Linked DNA regions of Mus musculus: region 2 is linked to region 1. A link is a loop called in an ENCODE intact Hi-C map of the cell type or tissue named here. Cell type or tissue: heart. All regions are shown on one strand. Links, peaks and the distances in the headings refer to the core of each region. The heading gives the core; the rest is flanking DNA.

Region 1 (6,182 bases), core at 1-4,000:
TCAAAAAGGTTTGATACAGCTTGAAACTGTTAAGCCCTTACTACATTATGAGGCCCTACTTAAAAGTACTTCTCACCTTTTCTACCAACTGGCGGTTGGGGATGAGTATCTAACTTTTCTTGTATCAGCACAGCCATACACACCTTAACGACATCAAGTGAATTCACTGTCTTGCCCTACACCCTAAAGTATTACATCATTTAAAGAGTATTTCTAGAAACATTCACTTCAGCCGGCAAAGATCAACTTCATCCTTCTCTGCATGGTTTCTCATGCTATTTCCTTCGCTTTGTCATCCATTTAGAAAGGAACTTTCTTTATACTTTCATAATCTCAGTTGTGCAGAGAGTTGGTTACCCAGATGCACGGTTCCAATCAAGATTCTAAATCTTCAGATATTCAAATGACAAAAAAAAAAGATTTGGGAAATAAACAATTAAAAAAAAAAACACGCAGTAAGAAGGTAAGTGTTTAAGTCAAATCCAGAAAATTCCAAATTATCGGACAGTCAAAACCTACTCTAAGAAAAAAAAAAGTGTACGTTTTACAATATGGCACTAAGATCTCAAAAAGTAAGCAACCCAACTGTTCCTATAATCGTTTAAGAAAAGTCATTCTAGGCTTGGAAGTTATACAGAAGAACCTACGTAAGCTAATGCTTTTCCAAAAAAAAAAAAAAAAAAACTACATGGAAATGAAGTGTGATGGAAAACTGCATGGAGCGCATATACTAATGGAGAGTTTTCTAAATAGAAGACGCTGACATCGAGCACATTTCAAGTAGACACACAGAGCTGAAGAATTTCCACAGTGAGAAACACTTGTCCTTAGAACGCAGTGGCCTTGGAGAAAGCCTCAGAATCCATGGCCACAGGCTACTTCCACAAGCAGACTTCTCAGAAGCATCTTTAGGAGGCCACCATCAGCTTCTCTGCCTTCGGGGCTTGGGGGAAAAGAGGGGCACCGAGCACCATCTTTCCGCTCGGGGAGCCGCAGCCTTATGGAAACGCTTCAAACCTGAGCTACTTCCAACTTCCACGGGGAGAGGGGGAGCGGCGGAGCGTGGTTCCACCCTATCCTCTCGCACCAAGGGCGGCTGGGCGGCCGTGGCCGTGAGCGGAGAGGCTGCTGGCGCTTGCGTGCGTGTTTACGTGTCTCGGATGGGTGTGGGGAGAGGAGACAGAGAGGTCTTAATGAAAAAGATGGAGGGGGAGGGAAGCGAGAGAGGGGGTGGGAGGAAGGGGAGGCACCACCTTTCTTTTCTCTGCTCTTCCTGGGGATCTGAAAACTCCGCCTAAAAGGCCTTTCCGGCTCTTCGGCGCCTTTGGGCAGAGCGGCCGCGGCCGCTTCGGAGGTTTGCTGAGGCTGCTCGTGGCCGTAGCTCCGGGCGGCTTCAGCTGCCGCGGTCTCCTCAGGCCCCGCGCCGCCGCCGCCGTCGCCGCCGCCATTTTGTAGGGAGGACTCAAGCTCCGGAAGCGCTGGCTTCATCCCGTCGTCTCCGCCGCCGCCGCCGCGGCTTTTCCAGCTCGCGTCCGTCGAAGGGGCCTCCGTCTCCGCGGCAGTCGCCATCGCGCGGGCGTGAGGCGCTCCAGGGAGCTTCCGCCCACAAGGTCGACGGGCGTAGGGGAGGAAGGGCGGCGGGCCAGGCCGCCGAGGTCTCGGCCCACCCGGCCCCTCCGCCCCCGGGGACCGCACTCCAGCCACAGAGACGCCTCTTAACCGCCACCGCGGCCCTAAGCGTGCCTCTCGCCCCGGGAGCTGCTCCGGATTCGGGCGGCTTTTCAACCGGCCCTGGCTACCCAACGTGCTCGCGTCGGGCCCGGGAGGGGGCGGGGCCTCGGCGGACCCGCTCTACCAATAGAAATGCAGAGCCCGCCTCCGCGACTGCAGAGAGACCGTTCCAGGAGGGCGGAGCCTCGCGATGCCGAGCCCGCCAAAAGAGGAGAGTGCCACGCCCGGGGAAAGCGTCGACGCCATCGCTTCAGAGTGAGGGCTTGGGCTTGGCAGCATTCTGCGGATTCCTGGGCCCTGCCCTCTCCGCACTGCGTTTGACGGAGGCAAGCCCAGAGGACGTCTTTCGGACAGTACTCTTGCAAGTAAGCACCTTCTTTCCTCCGGAGGTCTGTGGACCAAACCCGGCACATAATTGGCTGATCCTGGTCGTGTGATCGGTCTGCTCTGAGCTGATCTTCCAAAGGACCAGAATTCGAGCTCCAGCCGACATAGGACAACTCAACCAGCAGTTAGTCACTTCAAAGAATCCAAGTCCTTTTCTGGCCTCGGAGGGCACTAGGTATACGTGTGGTGCTCTATCATAAATGCAGGCAAGCCACCTATATGCATAAAGACTATAAACAAACAATAAGAAAGGCAGTGAAGAGAGATAAGAAAATGGCCTCCAGTGATAAGCAGGGTGATAACATCCTATTCCATCCAGACTTTCTGCTTTCCCAGTAGATCACGAGCACTGGTCGTACTCCAGACCAAAGCACTACATAAGCAAACATTCAATATTTGGGATTCTTCCGCACAATTTACAACCTAATGATGGGAGGCACGAATGCTCGCACACCTAGAAGAATGTTCGACCACCTAGAAGAAAACAATTTGATAGTGAAATGAAGGGAGGGCCTTTCAATAGTTTCTTTCTAGGTAAGGGGTTCTGAGTTACCATCTGTATAGACACATTCTCACAACAGATACCAAGTAGATGCTTTTGCACAATTTAAATGTTGAAATTTAGGCAAATTGAGATGACAAAAGCCAGGTCTAATTTCATCCAAAGTATTTATACAGCCTAAGGCCTAGTTTTCAAGCAGCTCCGGCCCAATAATGCATTTGATGAAGAAACACGGGATACTTTTTACTCAAGATCTCTAAGCAACAGCAGCAGGACGCCCAGGTCTTTGTCCCCCAACACCTCAATATTACTGAAGGAATTGTTAGGCCAAGATAATAAACTGCAAAAGAGCCACAGCCTCTGTCAAGTGATTGGTACTTGAAGAGCTCTCCAAGAGCAGCAGAGGATCTGGGATAAGCATCCATTGTTTGGCATCGTGTGTAGTGTAAAACCTGCACCTCTGTGAACCAAATCAAGGAAAAGTGTATGTAAATCAGTTATTAGTAAACAGGGTAGGTGCTTGGGATTTAGCTGAGTTCACGGAGATTGCCTAACATATACAAAGTCCAGGTTTTAATCTACCAGCACCAAATGAACTGAGCATGGTGGCACACCCCTGGGAAGGTAGAAGCAAGAGAGAAATTCAAGGTCATCCTGGGCTACCTGGGGATTAGAGGCTAAGGTAAAAAGTACATTTTAAAACTTTCCTTTTTTGAATGGTGAAAGAAAAGGGAAGGTTTAGAAAAACTCCTACACTATTTTAGTCACTTTTTCATACTGGGGAGGATGAGCTTGATGGCACATACCTATTCCCAGCCCTCAGGGGGAAGAGGTAAGAGGAGTTATACATGTCCAAGGTCAGCCTGGACTACACAGTAAGACCCCTGTATCAAATAAAATAAAACAGGAGAGGGCCAAGAATGTAGCCCAAGTTGAGACTTTGAGTTTGCCCCTAGAATTCTGGCAGCACAAAAATAGATAGACAGGTGGGTAGATAGATGATAGATACATAAGATAGATAGACAGACAGATACAGACAGGCAGAAAGAGTTAGGAAAAGGAGCATGCTTTCTTTACCTGATGTGAAAGAAGATCAAAACCTAACACTTTGCAGACCTTACATGGTAACTTTCTTTTTTCTAAATGTTCATCTTTATCAAATTAAAAGTTACCTGGGAATTAATTAGATAGTGGTGCTCTCATTTAATAATCCACTCATCAAAAGCCAGTTTTCCTTGGAAGAAGACTATGTATAGACAGCCAGAGTTTGATAGGAAAGAATTTTTTTCCATTGGTATTCTGCCTGCATGTATGGCTGCATGAGGGTACCATATCCCCTGGAACTGGAATTACAGGCAGTTATGAAATGCCATATGGATGCTGGGATTTGAACCTGGGACTTTTGAAAAAGCAGCCAGTGTTCTTAACCACTAAGCTTAAAACTAAGACCTTTGAGAACCACAGATCACCTACAGAGGTTCAATCTCATGAAGTATTGTTCTAACCCAAATCAACATTTATTTTAGAATATTAGTATCTTGGAGATTGAAATTTATATTTTTTAAATTGGGATGCTCTAAAATATGAAGACTTTGTTTTTGTTTTGTGATAGGGTTTCATGTTCACCAAGCTGTCCTAGAATAACTAATCCTCCTGCCTCAGCCTCCTTAGTGCTGAAATTAACACATGGGTATGTGCCACCCTTCTTAAAATGAATAAAATAGTAATTTTAAATTCTGCTGCATAAAGCTACTAACATTCAATATTAGAAATACTTGCCAGCTGTTTATTGGGACTGCTAGGTACCAAGGATCTGACTCTAGAGCAAGCAAACAGGCATAGTTACTTTTATCAAATTTACAGTTCAGTGGGGTGGTGTTTCTAACATCATCTGTAGAATAACTAGGCTGAGGTGTTAGGATTGGTTAAGGAAGAGCAAAGGGGGACAGAAATTTGCTAAGTTCCAAGCACATGAGAAAAGTCATAGCAAGATAAAAAGAATATTCATGTACTGGTTTCTGTTTGTGCCTCTGTGTGTGTGTGGGGGGGGGGGCAGATATCCGGGGAGAGGAACTACCACAGATGCATGTAGTTCTGAAGGCAGAACTGGCACAAGTTAAAAGTGTAAATTTTCTCTTGTCTCCACCCAACAGTAGTGGGAAAAGCAGCAAGAATCCTAGAGAATAATATTTAACAGAACAAAGTTAAATATTGGGACCACAGTTTCCTTCTTAAACTTACAAACAAATATGTATCTAGTTCAACTTTATGTTTTGTTAATTTTTCTAGTTACTGTATATGGCTTTCACTATATGTGCATCCATACATATGTCATTCTATTTTGCTCATATTTCCCCCTCAGTACCGTCCTCTGCTTCTCCACCTCTTCCCAGTTCTCTTTCTTCCTTCTGTAAGACAGCCTTTCCTGCTTTCATGTGTCTCTGTCCTCCTTCCCCTCTCATATATGTATGTACACACATATCAGACAAACACTCTATATTTTCTCTTATATAGAATGTGTTATATCATCACATCTCGTTTATGTCTCATTTATGCAGTATTGAATCAGACCCAGTTTATCCATTGCTTGGGATAGCATCCAGGGCTTCTTTCTTATTAAGCAAGCACTCTACCAATTGAGCTCACTGTGTAGCCCATGATGGAACTAATTTTACAATCTGGCCTTGAACTAATAGAACTAATAGAACTCCTTCCTAATAGAACTAATAGAACTAATTGAACTAATAGAACTCCTTCCTCATCCTCCCGTGGGACTTTTGAAGGTAGACTAAATGTATTTTGCATTATGCCATGGCTAAGTATGACCCCCATAGACTAATGTGTTTGAACAAGTCTATGGGGCCCAGGGAGTGGAATGTGGTGGTTTAAATACACTTGGCCCATGGGAAGTGGCACTATTGGGTGTGGCGTTACTGGAGAAGGTGTAACCTTGTTAGAGGAAGTGTGTCACTGTGGAGGAGGGGCTTTGAGGATTCATATGCTCAAGTCTGGCCAATGTGTTCCTGACTCTCTTCCTAGCTGTCTGTGGAAGACAGTCTTCTGGCACTCTGTGGCTCAACTCTCAGCTCCTCCTCCAGCAACGTGTCTGCCTTCGTGCTGCCTTGCTTCCCATCATGATAATGAACTGAACCTCTGAAACTGTAAGCCAGCCCCAATTAAATGTTGTCCTCTCTGAGAGTTGCCTTGGTTATGGAGTCTCTTTACAGCAATGGAAACCCTAAGACACGGGAGGCAAATGTCTTGGTGGCAAATGTCTTTACCAACTGAACAGCTCTCCCTTCCTCACGCTCTGTTTGGGTTGTTGTTTATTTTGATACAGGGCCTCATTCTATCATAGCCCAGGCTGGCCTGGAACTTGAGGTCATCTTCCTGTCTCTGCCTCTCTGCTTCCCTGCCTCTCTGCCTCCTAAATGCTGAATCTTGTTTTCTTTGGCAGAAAAACACTTGATATCTCATGTAACATGATTTAGGCTTCATTCCCAGTAATTTCTTCCTGGCACATATCTTACTGAAATAAACTGGACCTAATGTATGATAAATC
Region 2 (4,000 bases), core at 1-4,000, 380 kb after region 1:
ACACAGGAAAATCTACATAATGGGCAAAACAGAACTCTTGGAAAAACTCTTTTTAGGTTTTAAGAATATAAAGTGTGTGTGAAAGCAAGCAAGACCTCTACCACTGAACCACCCTACCCTCTGTCATTTCTTTTTAGCTGGGGGTGGGTGGGAGTTGTATTTAAAGCTGAATCATTCATGGTTTCCAAAAGGTTCATGAGAAGATGTGTTTGCTTAATGGGACATGTAAATATTCGCTTAAATGTTTTAATTAATGATATCAATTTCCATTCCCTTTTCAAAGCTGACACTTCAATAGTTCGTGACTTTTCTAGGAACTGCGGTGTGTGAATCATTCTCGTGCTAACGTCTCTTCAATCAGATTGAAAAGGGTGAAAAGCACAACCCAGTTCTACTGTACTAAACTTCCAACAAATAATCACCCCTGGAAAGCTGGGCCTGACATGGCATCCAGCACTGGGCTCACTCTAAAGGAAATGCTCTGTAAACATGCACAGCTGAGGTCGTTTTCATTTACACTATTAAACCAGAAAATTTATAGGCCAACCTCCGTTTCAGAAGAGAGTTTCATGTGTGTTCACATCGGATCTTCATTTTGCCATCTACTCTGTGATTTGTTAAGGACAGATGGTACCTATTAAGACCCCCCCCCCTTTTAAATGTTGTTGCCTTAATTAGCTATATCCACCTTGCCCCAACATTTCCAAACAAGGAACCAAAGAAAAGCGAAGCCCTTTTTAAATAGATACTTTGAACAATGAAGTGGTAAATGTTGAAACAGTAGCCTCTGCTACAGTGACTAGTTAAGTTTTCAGACCCTTCACAAAAGCAGGATCCAGCCCAAGTTTTGATTTTCTCTCTTTATTACAATTTTAAGTTGTTCCATTTTTATTTTCCTGACTTGTGTTATTAATTAAACCTTCTTCAAGATAATGCTTGAAAAAGAACTAGAGTGTCTCCCTAGAGATGTTCAAGGTTATCAGTCACACTACAAACTTCTCCAGTGGATTTCTGCACATGGGAGACCCAAGTACACACAGTGGCCAAGTGACAAGACACTGTGCCCTTCTTAAGCACAATTAAGAAAATCTTAAGCGCACTGGCTGCTCTTCTAGACCTACCTGGGTTTAATCCTCAGCACCCACATGGCAGCTCACAACTGCAGGTAACTCCAGAGGCTCAGACACCCTCACACAGACACACATGTAGGCAACATACCAATAAAAACATAACATAAAATAAAAATAAATAAATTTAAAAACTGATCAAGTCTGTTGATTGACCTGCATAAACTAGCCATACAGAGATAAAACACGCTTCAAATTTAATTTCTAATTTGAGTTTCCCTCATTTAAAAAGGGCTCACTTATGCATTCGAGACTTTAAGTATGAATTATATCTACTGGCTAAATTTTGAGAAGGACAAGGAACTACCTGGTAGATTCCTTGACTTGCCCTAGCCACAATCAGCAGTAAGGCTAGTTTCCGTTGTATCCATCCAGGGCTTGTGTCTTTTCAATCAGCTGGTGGCCCCTGCTGGGCTCTGAGTAGCAGAGGGGAAGTGGCCTGTGGTTAAACAGAGGAAATACCAAGGCATTTTAACAGAGCAAATAGTCTCTTCACTTCCCACCAGGAGGAGCTTCAAAGGCCTGGGCCCAGAAGAGACAATGTGCTGTAGGACCATCAGTCACCTAATCCTGTGTCAGGACCATTCAGAACTTCCTGCCAGCCAAAGATAAACACTGCCCTAGAGGACAGTGCTTGCCTCCCACTGGCTGGGCAAGCTGGCCCCCCTTGGAAGCAGAGATAGCTCCAGACTTGCTGAAAGCCGTGACATTCCACATCTGGGGAAGGAAGAATGGCCAAAGTGTAGATGCCAGTACAGCAGGAGAGAAGTCTGTACAGAGTCTATATAGTCCGGGGAGCTGCCGTGTGTACCTTAGCTGCCCCCCCACGCCCCACAACCCCGACCCACACTCTTACAAATGGCAGGTGGGGGCCCCAGCTTCCAGCAGTCCAAAAAGCCATCCATCACCGGCAGGCACAAGAGGCCGTCGGGAATGAAAGAGGACAATAAAATTGTTGATGGAGAGGCCCCAACAGCAGCAGACATCTGCTGGGTGTGGGGGCCACGGGGGTGGGGTGGGTTTGCTGGGGCACAGTGAGTGAAAAGTTCAGAGACAGATGAGGGAAGGGGGGGTGGGAGGGGGCACTTGAAAGCAAAAAACCACCCAACACATTTTAAGCCAAATGAAGCATGAAAAAATACTCAACTTAAAAAAGTCTGAAGAAGGCATGAGCCTTCTTCCTTTGTAGGGAGGCTGTCTGTCAGGTCTGAGCTGCCTGCTGGGAGGGACAGAGCTGGATCCTACTCTACTCCCTCCTCAGACAGTTTTCCAGACAAGCCCAGCTGTTTGGAGAAGAACCCAGTGTCACGTGCTCTTCTCTCCCAGGCTCCTCTCTAGCCTTAGACCAGAGGGCCCCACCCTAGAGTCAGGATGCCCTGCCTACCTAGCTCCCCAGACACACAACTCCAGACTCTCCAAACAGCCTCACTACCAGTAGTGCCTGACAAAGTCGCTGTGTGTCCAGTGAAATAATTTAAAGCCAACTCGACTGGTTTTAAATATTTAGGAAAGCAGTTTCCCTTTCTCTTCTAACTTCGGACACCTTGTCACTACAGCGATGTGTCTGGCCACTGAGACAGCACCAGAATCATCTTACCCTAGGACCTTATACCAATGCCAACTCCTGGGCTCCACCATCCTCTCAGTCAGGTCCCATTAACAACAGGTTGCTAAGGCAATTCTGCTACCAACGCTTCTGGTCTTTGAGAAACCACCTTTGGAAAGAAGCAAAGCTCCAAGCAGCACTTGCTGGCTGAATCGCTGAGCTGGTAACTAACACAATGGTCCAGGTACTTGGGCTGCAGGGTTGGATGGATGAGGGATGGAGAGAGCAGAAGAAAACAAAGGCCAGGCAGCCTCCTCCTAATCAACTAGCAAAACAGGCTGGAAGAAAGCACGGAACCTATCATCAAAACAAACAGCTCTAAAAGAAATATGTCAACCCAAAACTAAGATCATTTTTAACCAAGAATTCTGTAAGGGACACCAGAGCATCTGCGATGTGGTCCACCACAGACCAAGCAGACCTGATATGAGGCGTTGGAGCCATGGGCTGCAAGTGAATGAAAACGCATCCAACTCGGAATCCAATAAACATGCCTGGGCTCTCAGCCAGGGAGAATTCTTGGATTGGACTTTTATCAGGGACCTAAATTTTAACCAGCTGGAACCCTCAACCCCCACACCCCAATACCACCCTGTTCTTCTCTACCTTTGGAGATGAAGTATTTGCCTTAAATGGGAAACTTGTAGTTCACTGTAAAGACAGTGCCAGCATAGTTTCCAAATGGCTGGAGACACTCTTTTGGGGGAAGACGTTTAGAAATGGTAGTTCAGACACAATAGACCAGGAAATACGTACCCCACCTAGGGTAGGAGACAAGAAACAGCTCACAGGAAAAACTACTAAACAGAAGATGGATTTTTTTTTTTTAGGTTTTTAGTTGGTTTGTTCACTTGCCTGCTTGCTTTTTAAGATAGGATGTCATCATGTAATCATTCATGTTAGCCTTTAACTCTTGATCTTCCTGCTCTGCCTCCCAAGTGTTTAGGGGTATGGACAACATGCCTGGCTTTGGAATTCCTTCTTAGCAGGACAGTGGGGGAAGTTTGGGAACCTCACGGCACAAGGGATTGACATATTAAATCGCAAAGTTACCCATCACAGACAGAACAAATTTGCCATCAAAAAGTAAGAGTTGGGGCTAGAAAGAGGATTTAAAGGGCACAAGCACTTGCTGGGCAGGCAAAGAGACTGGAGCTCCGATCCCCACCACCTTATAAAATCAAACTTGGCTGCTCATGCTTGTGTAGCTATGACTACACTGAGAGTGATTGTGGGAGGCAGAGACAGGAGGATCACGGGCACTTGC

The links. Hi-C counts contacts between places; a loop is a spot of excess contacts. Peaks named below come from ENCODE experiments on the same cell type or tissue, not always from the same donor. Only the 100,000 strongest peaks of a DNase experiment are listed, where the experiment ranks them.
Region 2: a loop joins it to region 1, with 2.0 times the contacts of the local background. A loop is called at or near these places in 11 of 42 quality-filtered maps.

The regions. Positions count from the first base shown.
Region 1 is chr14:27,424,456-27,430,637 of GRCm38, reverse strand. It overlaps Tasor (transcription activation suppressor), which reads right to left and starts at 1,804. Exons shown (of 24, transcript NM_001114879.2): 1 at 1,254-1,804. The coding sequence starts at 1,569. It overlaps Gm52095 (a long non-coding RNA gene), which reads left to right and starts at 2,011. Exons shown (of 4, transcript XR_003951011.1): 1 at 2,011-2,096. In heart, for the core only: no CTCF peak of the experiment used is centred there; DNase peaks (open chromatin) are centred at 1,127 and 1,837; H3K4me3 peaks cover 2,456 bases; H3K27ac peaks cover 1,569 bases.
Region 2 is chr14:27,042,839-27,046,838 of GRCm38, reverse strand. All of the region lies in intron 1 of Il17rd (interleukin 17 receptor D), which reads right to left. Among named protein-coding and RNA genes, the nearest start is that of Il17rd, 5.8 kb to the right of the region's middle. In heart, for the core only: a CTCF peak has its summit at 1,599; DNase peaks (open chromatin) are centred at 1,658, 2,438 and 3,218; H3K4me3 peaks cover 1,201 bases; H3K27ac peaks cover 2,012 bases.